Linked DNA regions of Homo sapiens: region 1 is linked to region 2. Evidence: chromatin contacts called from ENCODE POLR2A ChIA-PET data. All regions are on one chromosome and are shown on one strand. Each heading gives the region's core, a stretch centred on a gene start or an enhancer-like site at or near the end of the contact. The rest is flanking DNA. Distances are from core to core; before and after follow the strand shown.

What was found. ChIA-PET counts read pairs that join two places held with the same protein, here RNA polymerase II (POLR2A).
Region 1: POLR2A ChIA-PET joins it to region 2 with 11 read pairs in T-cell. The contact joins the promoter of TAGLN2 here to the promoter of LINC01144 in region 2. POLR2A ChIA-PET finds 5 or more read pairs at or near these places in 2 of 52 experiments (B cell and T-cell).

The regions. Positions count from the first base shown.
Region 1 is chr1:159,922,945-159,926,785 of GRCh38, forward strand. It overlaps TAGLN2 (transgelin 2), which reads right to left and starts at 2,563. Exons shown (of 5, transcript NM_003564.3): 1 at 2,506-2,563. It overlaps LOC124904437 (a long non-coding RNA gene), which reads left to right and starts at 934. Exons shown (of 2, transcript XR_007066683.1): 1 at 934-1,007; 2 at 1,535-3,841. RefSeq lists enhancers at 4-183, 584-683, 694-853, 993-2,192, 1,665-2,241 and a silencer at 1,524-1,933.
Region 2 is chr1:45,300,435-45,305,702 of GRCh38, forward strand. LINC01144 (long intergenic non-protein coding RNA 1144) reads left to right here and starts at 3,476. Exons shown (of 1, transcript NR_024270.1): 1 at 3,476-5,185. It overlaps LOC105378691 (a long non-coding RNA gene), which reads right to left and starts at 3,312. Exons shown (of 3, transcript XR_947287.4): 1 at 3,058-3,312. RefSeq lists silencers at 1-97, 3,199-3,378 and enhancers at 3,049-3,108, 3,569-3,808.

The DNA.
Region 1 (3,841 bases), core at 1,313-3,812, about 110 Mb after region 2:
CTGCTCCACTCTGGGGCCATTGCCCTCAAGCTCTGAGGTGCCAGAGCCATAGGGCGGGGTCCTGAGAAGGGGCAGTTCCAACCAGGCCAGGCCTGGTCAGCAGCTGTTTCTCTTCCCCACCCCCACGGGCAGGCAGAAGCTGATGGGCTGCGGCTGCTGGAGCTGGGAAGGCCCACCCTAGGGACACCCAGGGGACCTGCCCCTGCCTTCCCTCAAACATAAAGAAAACAGTAAGCAAGTTGCCTACCAGGGTGAGAAGAGATATGCCCAGCTGGAAGACAGGTGTGGGGGACCCCCAGAGCTGGGGACCCCAAAGGAAGGTGACAGCTGAACAACCTGGGGGATGGACTGGCAGGGAGCAACCTAAACCCTAGCGCTACTGCAGCTGTGAGAACAACCCTCACCCTCACCCTGGAGTTACAATAGGCGGGAAACGGGGAGGGGCCACGCAAGGCACTCGGCCCCACCCAGACCCTGGGCTGGAAGCTTACCTCACCAAAGCCAAAGCCAAAGAAAAGGCGGACATGGGTGGGGGCAGGGAGGACTTCAGGGTTCTTGGCTAGGGTGTTTAATTGGGAAGACAAAGGGACTCTCCATCCACCGTGCAGATGGAACACAGGAGAACTTCCCAACTCAGATTTGGGACAGGGAGTGTTCTCAAAGAGCAGCACAGTGAGGGCACCAGCCCACAGAGCGAGGTGCCACAGCCAGCAGCAAGGATGGGGGGCGGCCCACAATTAAGGGAACCACCGTAGGGCAGCCCCTCACCACCGAGAGTCAGGAGCAGAAGAGAAAGCTGAGGCTACACAAACAGGAAGCTCCAAAGCTTGCGTGGGAGGAGGGGATGAGGTGGGGGCCGTTGCCATGGCTTCTGTGTACCAAACAGTGTTGGAGGCTGGGTGGGGGCTCCGGGCAGAAACACCCTGTCAACACAGACGTTGTGGTGAGCAGGCTGTGAGCACGGGAGCAGAAGTGGGATCGTCTCAGCAGTGCTCGGGTGTAGCCAGGTGCAAGAGATTATTCCAGGAGACAGCTATAGTGGGGATGGACAGCGTGTGGGGGAAGATAGGAAATGACCCGTGTTGGGGTGAAGAAGAGGACTCAGGAAGTAGTTGTTCAGGAGAAGAAATCCCCTGGGAAGGGAAAGTGTTCTGAGCTAGAGAACCCACAGCTGAAAATTCTGGAGGGAGAAGGGATGGAATGAAGAAAGGATTAGGGGCCAATCCCGGGGTGGGGGACAGGGGCAGAGGCCTTGGGGTGAGGGAGGGAGTTGCGGTTGGACAAAACCTATTTGTTGGTTCTGGAATGGTAGGGCCCTACTGGGCCCGCCCTGCCTTGGCCTCCTCTGCAGTTGTAGGTCTGCCCCTTGTAGTGGGGAGGAGAAACTGGGAGGGGGCTAGAGATAGAGAGCCATTGCTGTCTGGTGCTTTGAAGTCAATGAGAACACTGGGGGAGCCCCGTCCCAGCCGCAGGTCTTCTACATCGAATCCCACACTCCATCCCCACTCTCACCCCGTTTCTCTCTGCCCCACAGATACCAACTGCTCACAGATCTCCCAGGACACCGGCTTCAGGTAGCCCCAGGAGGCACAGGGCGCGGGGGGAGGCGGCAGTCCACCTCCGGTCCTGCAGGTCCGGCCTCCCAGCCGCCGCCCCCCACCCCCACGACCACACCCTGGGCCGTTACAACAGATGAGTCACCCACCGCCCTCCCGCCGCTGGGGTGACGCAGTGGTCTGGGCAGCCCGCCCGTCCGCCCGCGGCCACCACCGGCTTTCCCAGCAGCAGGGGGCACCCGGTGGGGGCAGCGGCGCTCGGGCAGGGTAAAAGCAGCCACCACCACCCCCACAACCTCACACAGGGCACCCCGGGGCGCAGTCAGGGCTGCAGCACCCAGACCCCCGAGGTCAGGGGACCGTCATAGAGATGACTGGAGCTTCACAGAAGGTCACCGTGCGACCCATGCAGAGCCCCCTAGCCCCAGCCCGTGACCTCAAGTCCCCAGAATAGCAAGCTAGCAGGAACAGGAATGAAAAGGGCGGCCTCGGGGACTCAGAGGGCACGCAGTGCTCACACGTGCTCCTGGAACCAGGAAGTGAAGGGTCGCGCGGGAAAGCCCAGGAGCACGAGCTGGCCCAGGGCCGGCGCCACGACCCGGGGTCACTCGGGGCCAGCCAGCTAAAGTCCGACGCCCTTTTTTCCCCTCGCCCCAGTGAGGACTCAGCGATGGAGCCCGCGGGTGGGGCTCAGTCCCTGAGTCCCTGCTCCAGACGGACGCCCTGTCTATGCATGGGCTAACCTCGCCTGACCTCATCGTCCAACAATGTCGGGTCAGGGCTTGGGGACAGGACCTGACAGCACGGGGCGGGGTAAAGTAGTCACCGGACCCTTGCCTGGTACCAGCCCTTGATCCCCGAGCTCGCTGGAGCAAGTTCAAAGCGCTGGCTTCTTGCTTTCTACACAGCACGCACATGTCCCCGACCCCCGTACCCCCGACCTGCTCACCGTTCAAGCGGGCTGGAGAGCGGCGCACTGACTCAAGGCAAGGGCTGCAGCTGCAAGTGGTGCGCCCTGCCCAGCCGGGGATTTTCAGGAGGGTCCCGCCTCAGACGGGGCGGACCCGGGGCGGGGCAAGGGCCAAGAAGGTTTAAAGGCGCCGCAGCGCAGAAGGAGGGAGGACTGCTTGAGACAGAGGGACAGTAGACCAGAGCAAGGGTTAAAGGTTCGGGGAGTCTGAATCTACAAAGGCGGCTGCAGTGGTCTCCACCCGTGAGTACCTCAGCCTCCACCGAGAGCCCGTAGACTTGTGCCCCAGTAGGAAACTTTCTGCCTAGAAAGTTAGCTAAACACTGTGGGCGTGTTTATGTAGGAAGAAGCCTCCTAGTTTAGAGGCTGGCAAGGTAAAAGGAGGCACAGGAAGGCCTTCCCCCGACCCCAACTGACTAGTGTGTGACAGGACTGGGACTTGCAGGCCGGGACAGCACCCCCACGTGATCTTGCTCACCTCTTACTTCAAGCCTGGGCAGGGACTAACAGTGAGGTCACTCTGCCCAGGGCCCTAGGGGTGTTTTCGGTGTTGGGACCCAGGGCTCAGACCTGTCTTCTCCCTGCCTTTCATCTCCTTTTCTATGACCTGGTATCTCTTCCTAAATCCTGGAGGGATCAGAGGGGGAGACCTCAGCGCGAGGAGGCTGGCTGGGGTTCTTTTGTCTCTGAGGGTGGAGGACAGCACAGTTCAGGGGTGGAGAAAGAGCCCCCCATCCTTTCAGGCTTCAGTTGAATAGAGTCCCCCGGGGTGGAGTTCTGCACACATGATAGAGTCCTCCCTTGAACCTGAGATTCCAGGATGTCAATATCCAGTCCTGTCCAACCTTTCTATTATTCTCTGTTCCCTCCCCGAGTCCTACACAGCCCTATATTCCAGTCCCACTGATTGTCAAGCATTCTCACTCTTCTGTGCCTTTACAAAGGCTATTCCTCTGCCTAGGACAGTTTCCCTTCCTTGACTGGCTCCCCACCTGCTCTACCCTTTACCTGCTGTGTGACTGTTGTGCATTCTATGCTTGAGTTCCCTGGTCTATAGAACAGAGCTAATAGTACTACCTAATTCATAGAATTGTAGAGAACTAAACAGTCCACCTATAGGGCTTAGAGCAGTGCCTGGCACATAGTGAATACTATTATTACCACCATCTATCTGTGAGGGTCCTGAGGACTCCCCCCCAATATGTGGCATTTGTCCCAGCACACGATATTAGCGTTCACTAAAGGTGGCCTTGAATGCAACATCTTCCTTTGTGCTACAATAACCAACACATAGCTTTATCACGGAACTTATCAT
Region 2 (5,268 bases), core at 2,226-4,725:
CCAATGATGACATCTACAGGTCATATGAAAAAACTGCAGCCTAAGAATCACCCACTTGGCCCGTAAGTGGTTCGTTCATACATTTATTGTGGTTCATATATTCATATATGTAATGTGAATAAACATATTCATATATTTATTGTGCTCTCAACACTGGGCATAAGTCTCAGGGGTCTTGGAAGGCATCCGCAAGCAAGTGAAATTTATGCTGAGGCTTGGTGATTGAAAAAGTGTTAGCCAGGTTAAGGTGAGAGGGAAAGAAAGAGCATTCCAGGATGGAGAAAACAGCAAAGAAAAAAGCCCTGAGTGCGAAGGAACAGAAAACCTTCAAGAAACAAATTATGGCATGGAGAAGGGGACAGCGGTAACCAAAAAAAGCTGGAGAGTTTGTCTGAGCCTAATCAACCATGGAAAAAGTTTCTGTCTTTACCCTAGGAGCAATCAGAACTTATTGAAAGGTTTTAAAAAGCAGGATAGTAACATAATTAGATCTGCATTTCTCAAAGTTAACTCTGGCTACAGGGTGGAAGCTGGTTTAAAGAGTAGCAAGCCTACCACTTCAACCCAGGGGGTCAAGGCCACAACGAACTGAGATCACGCCAGGGCACTCCAGCCTGGGGTACAAAGTGAGACCCTGCCTCAAAAAAAAAAAAAAAAAAAAAAAAAGAGTAGCAAGCCTAAAGCCAGGGAGGCAATTAGAATTAGAATATCATTGCAGTGTCCAGGTGGTACAGAAGGTGGTGGGGACAAAGGGAGGAAAAGAAAGGTGACCGTTGGTAAGAAATAATGGAAAATTGGCCGGGCGCAGCGGCTCACGCCTGTAATCCCAGCACTTTGGGAGGCCGAGGTGGGCGGATCACAAGGTCAGGAGATTGAGACCATCCCGGCTAACACGGTGAAACCCCATCTCTACTACAAATACAAAAAATTAGCCAGGCGTGGTGGCAGGCGCCCGTAGTCCCAGCTACTCAGGAGGCTGAGGCAGGAGAATGGCATGAACCCAGGAGGCGGAGCTTGCAGCGAGCTGAGACCACGCCACTGCACTCCAGCCTGGGTGACAGAGCGAGATTCCGTCTCAAAAAAAAAAAAAAAAAAAAAAGGAAAATTAGCCAGGCATGGTGGTGTGTCTGTGGTCCCAGCTTCCCAGCTTCTCGGGAGGCTAAGGCAGGAGGAGCTGGAGAGGTTGAGGTTACAGTGAGGCATGATTGCACCACTACACTCCAGCCTGGGCAACAGAGCGAGAACCTGTCTCAAAAGAAAAAAAAAAGGGAAAAGGATTATGGAAATAGAATGGGCAGGGCCATGGTGATTGACTAGAGGTGCGCATTGAGGAATAGGGACATTCAAGTAACCAGACCTGTAGGTTTCTGGCTAGGAGAGCAGTGGAACAGCTACTGAGATGGGAGCATGAGAAGGGGGAGGATAATGTTGGGTATGATTGATTTGAGGTCCCTGTGGGACATTCAACTCAAGATGACAAATAAGCAGTTGAATAAAGGTTAGGAAGGGAGACTTCACTGTGTGGATCAACTGCATGTAGATGGTAACCAAAGCTCTGAGCAGCACCAACATTTCAGAGTGGGCAGAGGAAAGACAACATGGCTAGAGCAAAACCAGGCGAATGTGGCACTATGAAAGCTGGGAGAAGAATGTTTCACAAAGGAGAGAATGGTCAACTGTATGAAGTCTTTTAGAGAAGCAGTGAAATGAGATCTGAAGATTGTCCATAGGACAACATGAAGATCATTGGTGACCTTAGAGCCTTTGAAGGTGCAGTGATAGAGAGAAGCCAAATTAGAATGAGTTGTGGAGTGAGTAGGAGGTAAGGTTGTGGAGAAAGCGAGTGCAGACAATTTGAATAAATGTAGCTAAACAAGTCACTAGTGGGAGGGTAAATAGGTAAAATCATAAATTAAACACACACATAGCTTTTACCCCAACAATTCTACTTCCAAGAAATCAGCCTACAAATATACTCCATATGTGCACAAAGACCTACAGAAAGGATGTTTACTACACCATTTTATAAACAGCTACAATGTTAATCAATAGGGGGCTGGTTAAATTAATATAACACATCCACACAATATAACACACACAGGGTATTACGTGGCCATTAAAAATACCATGGTAGGCTGGGCGCAGTGGCTGACACCTGTAATCCCAGCACTCTGGGAGGCCAAGGCAGGTGATCACCTGAGGTCAAGTGTTCGAGACCAGCCTGGCCAACATGGCGAAACTCCCTCTCTACCAAAAATACAAAAATTAACTGGGCATGGTGCAGGTGCCTGTAATCCCAGCTATTCTGGAAGCTGAGGCAGGAGAATCACTTGAACCCCGGAGGCGGAGGATGCAATTAGCCGAGATCGTGCCATTGCCTGGGCGACAGAGCAAGACTTCTGTTTAAAAAAAAAAAAAATCATGGTAGGGCCGGGCACGGTGGCTCAGCCTGTAATCCCAGCACTTTGGGAGGCCAAGGCAGGCAGATCACCTGAGGCCACGAGTTCCAGACCAGCCTGGCCAACATGGCAGAAACCCCCATCTCTACTAAAAAGACAAAAATTAGCCCAGCGTGGTGGCGCATGCCTGTAATCCCAGCTACATGGGTGGCTGAGACACGAGAATCGCTTGAACCCAGTGGTGTGCCACTGCACTCCAGTCTGGGCAACAGAACCAGACTCCATTTAAAAAAAAAAAAAAAGTACATATGGTAAATATTATGTGTATTTTACCAAAACAAGTTTTTATTTTTAAGGCACAATCTTGCCCTGTCGTCCAGGCTGGAGTGCAGTGGCGCGATCACAGCTCACTGCAGCCTTAACCTCCCCCAGCTCGGGCGATCCTCCCACCTCAACCTCCCGAGTAGCTGGGACCACAGGCCTGCGCCACTACGCCCGGCTAATTTTTGTATTTTTGTAGAGACGGGGTTTCACCATGTTGGCCAGGCGGATCTCGAACTCGTGATTTCAAGTGATCCGCCCGCCTCGGCCTCCCAAAGCGCTGGGATTACAGGCGTGAGTCACCGCACCTAGCCGAAAAAGAATTTTTTAAAGTCACCATCTCTACGAGGTTTTTCTGGGCCACCCCCCGGTAAAATGTCAAGCCCTCGACGAGCCGGGAGAGAGTCGGAATCCTGTGGGGGAGGCAGGGGCGTGTCCAGAAAGGCGGGAGCTTCCGGAACCGCTTAGAGCTAAGGGAGCTCGGAGCGGGGGCCGGGGCCGAGGGCGGAGCAGGGTGGGGAAGGGGCGGGTCCAGAAAGACGGGAGCTTCCGAGGCCGCCTCCACAGGAAGGGAAAGGGGCGGGAGCTTGGAGGGGGCGGGTCCAGAATGGCGGGAGCTTCCGGGGCCGCCGCCTCTGGAAGGAAAAGGGGAGGGAACGTAGAGGGGGAGGGAACGTAGAGGGGGCGGGACCAGGAACGAGAGCGCGTGGGTTTCTGGGGTGTCCGCCGGCGCCCCCTGGGATTGGGGAGAGAGGGAAGGGCTGAGGCTCACGGTTTCGGAGTAAGGGGAGCGGCCCGGCGAGCCGCCGCGCCTGGGTTAAGAGCTGCAGGAGGAACGTGGCTTCACGAGTTCGGCTCCTCGGCCATCCACAGCCCGGGCCTCCGCCTCTGCTGACCTGGCGGCTGTAGAAGGCAGAAGAGGCCTGAAACCTGCAGCAGGAGCACCACCCTGCCCCGCGGCCCCGCGCGCCCTCCAGTGGCGTCATCCCATCCGCTTTGATCTCGACTGGCGCGCCTACCCTCGGCAGCGGCACCCCTTGGGAGCGCAATCGCGGGCAGACTCCGAGGACCCATCTTGCGAAAGTTCTGCGAGGTCCTGACTTTAAGGGAACAGGGGTCGTACTTGGGCCATGGCCGGAAGGGAGATCCAACATCCATGACGACGTCTACCCCCCAGCCTGCCCCTTCAGAGCCCAGTCTGTGCCTTGCGTCAAAGTCAAGCAAGGGCTCTTGTAGGGCACCGAGCCCCAGCCAAAATCACCCTTTTCTTTCAGATAGCCCCCACTTACCCCCAGAAACCTTACTCTCTCCCTCGGGAGCAGGTGGGAAGTGAAAGGCCGGGGGGGCTGTTTCTGCTCTGCTTGTCTGTACCTGTGGCCCTTGAGTGGAAAACCCCGCCGCTGGACCAAAGACCTGGAGGCTCCAGGATTGCCCACTTGGGACCCTGACTATGAAGGGTCAAGATAGCCCATTCTGCCCCAGCACTCAGAGCCCTATTACCAAGGCCCCTACTCCAAGAATCCACCATCAAAACCGGGGCCCTGCCAGTGCCTTCCCAGTGTTCAGGCCTAGGGAAGAATAGCCCCATTATGCCTGTTACTCCTGATCCTTCTGCAGTCTCTCTCTTTGTGACCCCATGGCCTTTGCTGCTATGTCTGCCCTGGCCCCACAGAGTGCCAGGTCAGAGCCACCCTGGCCTACATAGCAGGGCCCCGGTTCACAGGCTAAAACCTGGGCCTCCTGCCAGGCTGCAACTCCCAGCTGCACACCGCAACCTGAGACATCTCAGCATATTCTAGGAACTAGTAATGGGGACGCTTCCGACTCGCTGGGGAAGGGAGATGAGGGCCTCTAGCTCTCCATGCCCAGTCTCTCATCATCAAAGTCATTTAAGGCCCCAGCGACCCCAGGGTTCAGCAGCATCCTGTTCATCATGAGCAGAGGGGTGACTGAATAGAATGGGAGGCAGGTGTGGCCTGAGCAGTTCCCAACCTGAATTTTCCTTTGAGCTTGGTGATTTGGGGCGGGGGATTGAGATATTTTCCTTTCACTTGTGGGAAATCTTGGGGCCCCACAAATCACTAAGCTGAAGGGAAAAGTCAAGCTGGGAACTACTCAGGGCAAACCTGCCTCCCATTTTATTCAGTCACTCCTCTGCTCGCTGAGATAGACACATACCTGATTGCCTCCTTTGGAGAGGCTTGTCAGAAACAAAATAATGCAACCATTTGTCTCTCAGCTACCTGCGACCTGGAAGCCCCCTCCCCACTTCGAGTTGTCCCCGCCTTTCTGGACGGAACCAACGTACTTCTTACATATATCGATTGATGTCTCATGTCTCCTTAAAATGTATGAAAACAAACTGTGCCCTGACCACCTTGGGCACATGTCGCCAGGACTCCCTGAGGCTGTGTCACGGGCACGCATCTTCAACCTTGGCAAAATAAAGTTTCTGAATTAACTGAGACCTGTCTCAAATTTTCAGGGTTCACATTTTGGTAATCATTGAGGGATTCTGAGTGGAGATGCCCCTGACTTTTGACAAATC